Linked DNA regions of Homo sapiens: region 2 is linked to region 1. Evidence: chromatin contacts called from ENCODE Hi-C or POLR2A ChIA-PET data. All regions are on one chromosome and are shown on one strand. Each heading gives the region's core, a stretch centred on a gene start or an enhancer-like site at or near the end of the contact. The rest is flanking DNA. Distances are from core to core; before and after follow the strand shown.

Region 1 (5,325 bases), core at 1,348-3,847:
TACTATGTAATCTGTTTCCTTGTCTATAGTATAAAGATACCAATACACCTACCCTATTGGAATAAGGGTGAAATGAAACCGTATATACCTATAAAGTGCTGTCACTATGTAAGATACATGCTAACTTACAATGCTTGGTGTTGAAAAACAAAAATGCTTGTAATTTCAAGCCAAAGACCATTTGATTCCTTCCCTTTCTGTTATTAGTGTTGACAGTTTGGTATGTATTGCAGCAGATTCTCATGGGTGTAAGCAGGTTGGTTATGATGGCAAGTGGTGCACAGGCCCTTCTTTTCTTTCCTTTCCCACCATCACACCCTTCTCCTGTAGCTTGCCCTGGAATGTTGGACAGCTGGCCCAACTGTGTCCCTTGGCAGAGCCAGATGTGCTAAGTAGAGCCAATAGAACAATAAAACTGAGACCAAATATGGTGCATGGTGTTCTGGAGAGCACACAGATTGATAAAATCCAGCAAATCACCCAAACTTGATGCAAGATTTTCCGGAAAAATGATTGGAGAAGTCAGGTAGCATTATTAGGCAATTCAGCATCTAAATGGCCACATCAACAAGAGCTCTAGCCAGATAGAAATCAAGTTTTCTTTCCAGTTTGGCAAATACGGAGTGTGTGCTCCACGCCAGGCCCTCGTAAGAACTGGAGTAAAGAAAAGAAGCTCAAATCCTGTCCTCAAGGAGCATACATTCTAATAGGAGGAAGAGGGACAATAAACATAATAAGTAAGTTAGGTGGCCGTGATGCAATTTTAAATAGAGCAGACAGGCAATGTGAGGCCTGAGCAAAGAGTAGAGGAAGATGAGCAAGTCATGTGTGAGTCTGCATGAAATGCATTCCAGGCTAAGGGCAGGAGCGTGCCCTGCAGGTGCGAGGGGCAACAAAGAGACTGGTGTGGCTGGAGGAGACTGGGCAAGGGGCAGAGCAGTGGGAGATGAGATCAGGGCAGGAACGGGCTCCAGGTACTGTGGGGTTGTCTCGTAGGTGATCTTGAGATTGGGCTTTTATCCCTGTGAAATGGGGAACCATTGAAGGGTTTTGATCAGAAGAATCGCCTGACACATTTAAAAGAAACTGGATTATGGAGGAGTCATATGTGGAAAGAAAGACTGATTTGAGTACTATTCCAATAATCCAGGTGAAAGATAATGCTGGATTGGGCCTGGATGGGAGTGGTAGAGCTGGTGAGAAGTAGGCAAGGTGTAGACATGTTTGGAATACAGAGCCAACAGGATTTTCTTAAAATTATTGTTGATGAATCAAGCTCAGTTAATGTGCTTAAGAATGTTGTCTCTTTCTGTGAGTTTGTAAACTTTTCAGTTTATTATCTCATGTGATCCTTATGACAATCTTGGGATGTGGGAGGGGCCAGCAGCCCCATTCTCAGGACAGAGAGGTGAAATGGTTCTCCCAGGGCCACACAGCCTGGAAACTGGCTGAACTGGGGTACTCAGCACCTCAGTCCCCTGACTCCTTTTCTAGTCTTTCCTTCTTGTCAACTTGCTGCCTTTAGACTTGTGCTCTTTTAAGAATCTTACGCTCTATTTTCTGAGCTACCAATGAACCATCCCCATCTTTAATGGCTTCACTCATATCCATCCAAATTTCAAAACACAGTGATTTAACAAGGACAAATGGGAAAATCTGCAGTGCTGGAGGGAAGACTTTCTGGCTCCCAGGCCCTGAACCCCCTCCCTCTGTCTGTCCCCTCCCCTTCCAGTTCTCTGCTCCCTCCGACCCTGTGAGTCTGGACTGAATTCAATTATTCCTCGCGCTCTCATTACAGTCTGACCAAGATTTATGAGTTGATAATTGTCTGAAAGTAAGACCACAAAGTATCATTTGTGTTTGGGGCTGACCTTCCCGGTGACCTTTAGGATTAAAGGCAAAATGAAAAGTGTGATTTCTGCAGAGCCAAACAGGGTAACGTGATCCAACCCGGCTAATAATCCAAAGCCTCGGATTTCCCTGGTTGAGGACATATTAAAGCTGGGCACAAAGGCGGACAACTAATCCTGCAGGTTCATTTCACAAATTAATTTTTTTTAAGGCATCACAACCTCCCTCCCTCACTTTAGGGTGCATTCTGAGTGACGTTTTCCAAACAGGATGATGACAACAGCTCACACCTCTGAGGCCTTTATTGGATTATTTTTACAGGCCATTTAAAAACACTTTTTTGAGAGGTCCTAATTGAAAACAGACCTTTCCCCTTGCTTGAGTTAGCAAACAGAGCATCGCTGGGGGTGAGAGGAAAATGAATTCATGGAAACTTTCCCAGATCAGTGGGTGAGACTTGACACTCACTTCCCCGAAGCACAGCACATGCGCAATAATGGCCCTTCCTGATAGTTCTTCCTCACATGCACCAGCTATTCAAAGACAAAACTGCAAAGAAAACACTCCTTGAGACTCAATATAAAGCTTCCAGCCAGCCTGAAACATTTGTGAGGCATTTGTGGTTCCCTGTTGGGAATATGTAATACTGTGTCATTCTGAGTTAGAAGGCCACTTCCTAAGGGAAGAGGGGCTGTTGGCCTGTGTCCCACGTGGTGAATCATAAAATGAAAAGGCCTAATAAATATGAAACTGTGATAACGTCTTCCCTCTGCTCAGGCAGCCTCTATTTTTAGTTCAATATGTATCTATTGCACCCAGCACTGGGCTGGGTCCTCTGAAAGAAATCCCGTAAAACCTCAAGGAGCTCACAGGCTGGAATATTCTTTCACAGGCAAGCAAGGACCCAGGGCTGTGCTCAAGCTGGGCTACAAGGGCTGGACCAGGGTCTGGGGTTGGGCATAGGTTGGGCTGACTTGCAGTTGCTGGCCTTGGAGAAAGGAGAAGCAAAGCCACTGTGATTGGAGGAAGGAGATTCAGGAAGCAAGGACAGCTCTTAGTGTCAGTTCCAATGGTTGGGTATGAGAAAGAGGGAGTAAAAACTGGGGCTTCAAGAAGGCAGGGACTATAGTTGTATTTCCTCCCAGTGTATTCACAGTGCATCTGGTTCACCAAAGGTAAGATCAACCATTGCTGAACTTAACAATTTGCTTCCTCCCTTTGTAGTCAATTGTGGTGATATCTCTAAATGCACATATTATTTTACACCAAGTATTTGAGCATTGTCTGGGAATCAGGTGTTTATTCCACTTTGGAGTATTTCTTCATGTATTTTTTGCCTTCTCTATGACATTTTAAACCCGTCTAACACACACATGTACCTGTACTGCATAGCAGGTACAACCACAGTCTCCTCTGGGGTTAGGCTGCCTGTTGCATCTGTAAAATGGAGCTATCAATAGTGAGATCGACTATGTAAAGCACTTAAAACTGCACCTGGTCTACATTAAGTGCTCAATAAACTTGAGCAATTATCATGATTAGTCACTAATACATGTGAGCGGTGTAGGTCTCACAGATATCTGTGACACATTCCAAAACCCTCCTCACTTGTTCCTGAACTATTCTTTTTTTAAACAGGAGTTGGCCCCAGCCCTGTTCTGATCTGCATGTTCTTTGTGAAGTCTGCCTTCAGCTCTTTTGGTCTAGTGTTAGGACTTTATCTCCTATGTGTCTGGCTTTCAGCTCTCTGTAAATATTGGCTTGGCCTAGTCCTGTATTTCTTACCATTCCAGATGGCTTCAAGTAAGCTGTCAGTTCACATCTGGCCTCTTGAATTGCCACCTGGAATCCCTGTTCTGACACTGTTGCACTGGTCAGCCCTCTATCCAAGTGAAGTCGTCCCAGTGGTGCACTGGAGTGGATTGCAACTGCTCATGAGGGCCAACTGTTAAAAGCTACAGAAATTTTGTAAGCTGGTCGTCAAACACAGCCACTATTAAAAATTAAATGGTATCAATTCTCAATTAAATAAAATATATTTAAAACAGTTAATAAATACACAAAAATCATTGCCTCCAAATTACTTTATTATATTTTACCATGTTCCAGACTCTCAAGGTGACTTCATCCATGGCGGCTGTGTGGCAGCGAGCTACTTGCGCATCTCTTCTGTTCCGTGAGGTCATGTTGGCAGCTTGAAATTGATCAAGTGGGAAGCATTTACATCACAGAAATTGGTAAGAGCTGCAAATTAGGGCTTCTTTCCCCCTGGACAGCTGGTTGTTTAACACTGACCAGCACACCCCCGGTTCAGCTCTCTCGATGTGGCATAGGAGGCTGCTCAGGCTTCAAACACAATGGCTGCAACTACTGGCATAGCAGTGTGTCCCTTACTGGACTGTGACCAGGTTGAGGGTGGAGGACCAACATCTATTCATCTTGGGTCCAGAATCCCTCTTTCTCTATGCTGCCCTGTCCCCAGCCTATTTGTAGAATAAAAATTTGAATGTGAGTTTACAAAAAAAAAAAAAAAAAAAGAAAGAAAAAAAAGGCCTCTGGTAACATCTGCCAAGATCCCTTTTTGGGGATCTTAACAGCGTGACAGGTAGAGAAAGGGTGAATGACAGCGAAGACTGTCATCCCATCCTCCCCACTGTAACTGGAGGGAGCTGGTGTTTGGTTGGGGTGGAGTGACCCCCAGGACACTTAGTGACTAATCTACACCCACACATCTTGTGCCAGGCAATCTCCATCAGCAATAATTGTCTTTTGAAAATGGAGTAGGGGTGAGAGAGAGAAAAAAAGAGAGAAACTGAGGGGGTGGGGAGAGAGAGAGAGAGAGTCAGTTGTGTAGATAGAAAAAAAGACAATGTTGGACTGTAGGAGGGAGAAGGCGAAGGAAGGATAGAGTGGCTGTTTAAATATTACTTAAGGATGCTAAACATGTCTCAAAGTTAGAGTTTTTGGTGATCAGACTATCGTTATAAATGCTTGCATTTAAAGCTTTTGCCTGATGCCTGCAATGGAATGTCTAAACAGTGCACATTTCAGCTCCTTGTAACTGCAAATGGTAGAGGTGCCAAGGAAATAATAAATAGCCCTGGGTTTGGTGCATTCATAAATTTCATATAATGATAACTAGTTAACACTTTTCCAAAGGTCCAAGGAAACAGCCAGGATGACCCTTCACATTTAAAACTCAGCTTCACACATTTTATAATTAAACTGCCTTCCAGGTGACTTATGACCTGGGGTTTTTCCTTTTTCCTGATAGACTGCCTTGGCATCTTGTAGGGCTTGACTGTTAACCTGGGTGTCTGCCTTTTGGGAATAAGCCTGAGTTCTGGAGAATAAAAAGCCATTGCTTGTGCTTATGCAAAAGCAGATGTTCAAATGGGAGACTCTGACCACCTCACTTCCCAATAACCTGAGCCACATCATTAGGAACATCTCTGTTAGGAATGTTGCAGGCCA
Region 2 (5,955 bases), core at 1,315-3,814, 53 kb before region 1:
GAAACCAACACATATTAATGGAATGTATTTTGTATATTCTACACTGTTCTAGGTGCTAGGTGCTAGCAGAAATATGGAGAAATACAAGAGTATTTCTCCCAACATTTGCATTATTAGTTTTAGGGTAAAATTTTCTCCCATTCTCCCATTTTTCAAGTTCATGCCTTAGTTTCGTTATAATAAAATCATGAGGATAATGTTCAAAGAACATATACCCTAGCTCAAACATTAAGCTGATAAATTTTCTTCCTGAAATTACTATCTTCATTCTAGAATTTTAATGTTTCTCATTTCATCATCTTCACATAGCTAGGGTGACTTGAGAACAGACTTTAGGACTTCCATGTCATGGAAACACACATTGATTGGTGTAAGAGTGTGGATTGGATAGGTATATTTCTGGAAACCTTAGCTACTTCTTTTTGGTACCATTTCCCAAAAATGAGCAATCCAGGGCTTTTTTTTGGTAAATAAAGGGCAGAGCTGTGATCCAGTCTATAGGCCACTTTGGTCATTTATTTATTTTGACACAGAGTCTCGCTCTGTCACCCAGGCTGGAGTGCAGTGGTGTGATCTCAGCTCGATGCAACCTCTGCCTGCTGGGTTCAAGCAATTCTCCTGCCTCACTCAGCCTCCCGAGTAGCTGGGATTATAGGCATGTACCACTACGCCCGGCTAATTTTTGTATTTTTGGTAGAGACAGGATTTCACCATGTTGGCCAGGCTAGTCTCGAACTTATGACCATTCACCTGCCTTGGCCTCCCAATGTGCTGGGATTACAGGTGTCAGCCACCGCACCAGGCCTATAGGCCACTTTGAAACTCATTACTGTTCTTCATATCACCTGTGTTGAATCAGAGCATTGACCTTCCCAAGTCCCAGTCTCAGTACTTCAGAATGTGGGTATCTCCCTGAGTCAATTGCAGGGCACAGGCTGTTCTGTGTAGTTTCAGCTTTGGGAAAGCAGATACTTATTACAGTGAAATGACTTTTTACAACAGACAGGAATAAGATTTGCTTAAGAAGCTGAACTGCTGCTCTTGATCATGGAGGATGGAATGTTCAGTAAGGGCCACTGGTGAGAGTCTAATAAACTGATATTACTTATTATTGACATTAAATGGACCAGTCTCATGGGCCGGTTACTCCGAAAGTCAATTACCGAAGCCTGTAGTAAAAACTCAGTGTTTTCAAATAATTTAGAGGCTCCAAAAGGTATCAGTAAAACATGGACTGCTGAGTGTCTGAGGCAACAGAGCTGACTGAACATAAACAAGATGGGCATAGTCACATATTTATTTGAAGAACTCCTGAAGATGCCCAGAGCCTAGGGATCATGGGAACGATTCTGAAATGGTTGAAAGAGAAGGAGGGGTTATATCAATACCAAAAGTATTTAGGCCCAAGGACATTGTCTCATTTAACCCTGTGTAATCCTCACAATACCAAGGCATAATTATCCCCATTTCACGGAGGGAAACAGAGACTCATAGTTACAATTCCTAAGAGGCTTGGATAGGGCTGCTTCTGTGCTAGTCTGGCCCCAAAGCCAGTAGATTATCCGTTAGATTCTGGGCCCCTCAGCCTTCTCAGTCTGGGCTTGATTTACTTGTCCAACTTTATCTTCCAACCGGAATGATTGGCTCTTTTTTTTTGACAACGTCATCTCGAACTTTATTAAGTATCTGTTTTCTAGGCTGAGCCTACATAGAACAACCTCTGAACTGCAATGGACTCACGGAGATGTCCACACACAGATGCTCTGAGACTCCACTAGCCAATTCCAATACCCATCCTTGATTTGTTTACTCAGCTTTGCTGCATCTATTTGGATACTTAATCTAACCAATTTGTCCCTTTTTTGAATTTTTCTCTCGCTAATCAGCTTGCAAGATCCTATTCTCATTCTCAATAAGCGCTGCTGGTGCCTGATTCAGTGCTCCGCACGTTGTTGTCTCTCAAGAAATCCTTGCTGGTTGCCTGTAAGGCACCCACTCTCCCTCCTTCCCTTCCCATCCTCTCCCCCAACAAAAGCTGGTGCAGAAACATCCCAAAAGGGGCCAGGTTCCACGTGCTTCGTCCCCTTCCTCTGTCCCCTCACTGTCACCCACCAGGCCCCAAATATAAAAGGCGAAAGGCGCCGTTGCAATCAAAGCCTCAAAACAAAAGGCTCAAGGGGCGACTTTATTGACTCAGCCCCAACCAACTCAAACTTCCCCGTCGTCAGAATGTTCTTTCCCGCCACTACCCTGTCTTCCTGGAGCTGAACTTAAGACTCTTGGTCTGGCACTCGAAAACGCGTGAGGGGTGTGTGTGTGTGTGTGTGTGTGTGTGTGTGTGTGTGTGTGTTGGGGGGAAATGGGAGAGGATAGCAATAGTGCCGAAGGTGGAGGCAGTGGGGTGCGGGGAGAACGTTTCCCAGGGAACCTGAGAGCCCCAGATCTCGCGGCTGGCGACTTCCAACTCTCCCAAAGAAAGCCGCGGGCCTAGCTCGTTCATCAGTGTCACATTTCAATGGCAGCGCGGGGCGGCCTCGGCCAGGTGCCCGCGCGGGGCCGCGCGCCTTCCCGGCACGGCTCGGCCCGTCGGCGATTCAGACACCGCCAACCCACAAAGCCCAGACGGGAGCCCGGGGCTTGGGGAGGCCCCGAAGGCCCTGCGCGCCTCTCCTTCCTGCCGCCCCCACTACCCGGGGCTCCTTCGCGGCCTGCCGCCGGGCAGTGCGGGCCGAGTTCGGGCCTCTGTGGCTGGAGCCCGGCCGTCCCCGCGCCCCGCTGCCGTCGTGGCTTGGGGGTTCTGTCCTTCCTGCCTTCGAAGGCCAGGTCCCTCCTCACCCTCCACGCTGGTTCCCCCGGGAGCCACTGTCTGGGGCCAGGGGAGCCGGACTTTCTGATCGCAGCCCAGCTCTGCGCGACAGCGGGGCCGCGGACACAGCGTCCGCAGAGCGGCAAGACACTTTCTAAACTCGGGGATCTTTCAGTTTGCGAACAGGGTGGCGAGTAGAACTCTACCCCCAGCGCCACTGCTTTTACCCGGCCGCCGCGAGCTGACACCAGAGGGCGCCGTTTTAATGCGCTTCGGGCAAGGACCAGCTCCGGGAGCGCTCCGGCGTCGAGGCCGGGCTCGGATCTCGGGACTCGCTGCGGCGCCCTCTCCCCTAGGGCGCTCGGCCTGGGGTGCAACAGCGAACCCCGCTTCCCTCTTCGCGAGGGGAGGTTTACTGCACAGGATTGCGCCCTGGCTTTGCACAGAATGAGGGTTCCTTGCAGCCGTCCGGGTGAGGAGGAGGAGTGGCCCCTACCTGAAGCCGTGCCCCCGCCTAACTGCTAAAGAACACGTCTGCAGGCGTTGTTCAATTGAGAACGACTAATTAATTTTCCAGCACTTGTGCAGAATACTTTAAAATGGAAAAATGAAGGTCTTCGATGAAAATGAAGCTTGATAGTGTGCACCTGCCACTAATGTACGGTGCACGGCAACTTCCCCTCATTAGAGCGATGACTTGGGTTGAGAACAAGTCATATAGTGAAAATCACTTCAACACGTGCCTGTTCATATGCATAAACTCCTGTGTACCAGATGGCAAAATATAATGACATCTTAAACAGCTAATTGCATAAACCTTGTAATGCAGATAATTGCTGTACCAAAGTAGGAGTTAATAATTTCCCACTGTATTGCTTGACTTCAGAGTAATCCTCAAGGAAAGTTGTGACAATTCTAACACACTAAAGTTCACCAAGAGGTAATTAAAACTAGCAGTTAAATCATTTGACTTTCAAACCCTTAATTATGATTCGGAAGAACTGCTTTGTGGAAACCCAGAATTTACGGATGGTTATGTGATAACATTTAATGCCTGTATTTCATCAAGTTTTCTTTCATATATTTTATTCTGGAAAGTTATTCCAATAGCAAGAGGTTTCCATTTTGGGGTAAGAGTGGTTAACTGCCACCCCCAGTTGGACTGTTGATTTTTTTCAATTAAACATTTATTTATAGAGCCCCTTCTACAATAACTAACTCCAAGCCTTACCATGTGCCTGGCATTGTTCTAAACTTTACAGGTATTATCTCATTTAATCCTCAAAGCAACCATCTGAAATGTGTACCACTGTCATCCTCATTCTCCAGATTAGGAAGCCCAGACATAGAGATGCTAAGTAATTTGCTCAAAGTTGTCTAGAAGTCACTTTCCCAAACTCCTACGGTCTGACCCCAGAGCTCATGCTATTTACCGCTGTAATCTACTGTCTCATGGATTAAACCAGGGCCTTAATAATTTAATATTTCTTTTCTTTTCTTTTTTTTTTTTTTTTTTTGAGAAGGAGTCTCGCTCTGTCGCCCAGGCTGGAGTGCAGTAGTGTGATCTCGGCTCACTGCAAGCTCCGACTCTCGGGCTCACGCCATTCTCCTGCCTCAGCCTCCTGTGTAGCTGGGACTACAGGCGCCCACCAGCACCCGCGGCTAATTTTTTCTATTTTTAGTAGAGACGGGGTTTCACTGTGTTAGCCAGGATGGTCTCGATCTCCTGACCTTGTGATCCGCCCTCCTCCCAAAGTGCTGGGATTACAGGTGTGAGCCACCGCGCCCGGCCAATAATTTAATATTTCTAATTATTGTCTAATAATATTTAGAAATAAAACTAAAATAACATAATTGGAGTATAAAAGTCAGTTGACAGGTAGATGTCTTTGCTGAATTTATCGGTTTATGTCACGATACATTCCAGAAGCAGCTATCTGCTATTTCCACAGGGTAATTCCACAACAGTGAATACACCAAGAAAAATAAGCCTTTGAAACTAAGTTTTTATTTCATCAATACCTAGTTTAGAAGGCATGTGTGTCAAATATTGTATGTTCTCATTCATAAGTGAGTGTTAAAAATGTGTACACATAGACATACAGAGTGGAATGATGGACAGTGGATACTCAGACAGGTGAGAGAATAAGGGGGGGGGGTGATAAGAAATTAGTTAATGCATACAATATACATTATTCGGGTGATTGATAGCCTAAATGCCCTGACTTGACCACATTGCAATCTATGCATGTAACAAAGTTGCAGCTGGGCACCATGGCTCACACCGATAATCCCAGCACTTTGGGAGGCCAAGACTAACAGATCACTGAGGCCAAGAGTTTTAGACCAGCCTGGCCATCATGGTGAAACCCCATCTCTACTAAAAATACAAGAATTAGCCAGACGTGGTGGCAGGCACCTGTAATCTCAGATACTCTGGAGGTTGAGGCAGGAGAATCGCTTGAACCCAGCAGACAGAAGTTGCAGTGAGTCAATATCGTGTCACTGCACTACAGCCTGGGCAACAGAGTGAGACTCCATCTCAAAAAAAACAAAACAAAGCAAAACAAAACCAACAGAAAAACAAAAAAATTGCACACATACACCATAAATTTGTACAAAAAATGAAAAGCATGTGTGGCTTAATGTTTCTCTTTCTTCATCTTCAAATAAAACTAAAATTAGGCTTCCCAGGATATACAATAATGAGCATAGAACAAAATACTCTTTATAAAGTACACAGAGAACCATAGCCTTCCTTCTCCATATTGATATTGTAGAATTTCTCTTTCCTCAGTTTGGGTAGATGTATGGGGGCATAAAATGAGAGATGCCAGCTACTTCCTTAGTATAGGGGCCATATAGCGTTGGAAAGCCCATCATTAGAGATTACTTTCTGTGAGTTGAGTGCCATCTCATTTGTTTTTATGGCTGCATCATATTCCATGACAATAAACCAACTTTTATACAGACTCCCAGTAGAGGAAATGGTTGATGGTTTATTGCTAAGCTCCTAAATCCCTCTGGTCTCTGAGCTGATGGCTTATTTTCCTTATTAAGGGAGAAATCAGTTACAATCATGGCAAAATCCAGGACAGAAAACTTTAAAAATCCTTTTAAAATTGTTTTAAGATGGTAAATCTCATTTA

Evidence for each region. A loop is a pair of places that touch in the nucleus more often than their neighbours do. ChIA-PET counts read pairs that join two places held with the same protein, here RNA polymerase II (POLR2A). Pooled maps may share reads with other maps.
Region 2: a loop to region 1 is called in a map of left cardiac atrium, with 2.7 times the contacts of the local background. The contact joins two enhancer-like sites. A Hi-C loop is called at or near these places in 12 of 168 maps with a recorded cell type or tissue (adrenal gland, breast epithelium, colonic mucosa and 8 more) and 4 of 50 pooled maps. POLR2A ChIA-PET finds 5 or more read pairs at or near these places in 4 of 52 experiments (H1, K562, MCF 10A and 1 more).

The regions. Positions count from the first base shown.
Region 1 is chr1:60,987,408-60,992,732 of GRCh38, reverse strand. No RefSeq gene overlaps it. Among named protein-coding and RNA genes, the nearest start is that of NFIA-AS2, 19 kb to the right of the region's middle. Within about 2 kb of position 2,597, at least 12 of the 41 ENCODE cell types and tissues checked have a DNase peak (open chromatin) inside an H3K27ac peak, as active enhancers do; they include adrenal gland, heart right ventricle and psoas muscle, where a contact is called at or near this core.
Region 2 is chr1:61,040,225-61,046,179 of GRCh38, reverse strand. No RefSeq gene overlaps it. Among named protein-coding and RNA genes, the nearest start is that of NFIA, 39 kb to the left of the region's middle. Within about 2 kb of position 2,564, at least 19 of the 41 ENCODE cell types and tissues checked have a DNase peak (open chromatin) inside an H3K27ac peak, as active enhancers do; they include adrenal gland, heart right ventricle and psoas muscle, where a contact is called at or near this core.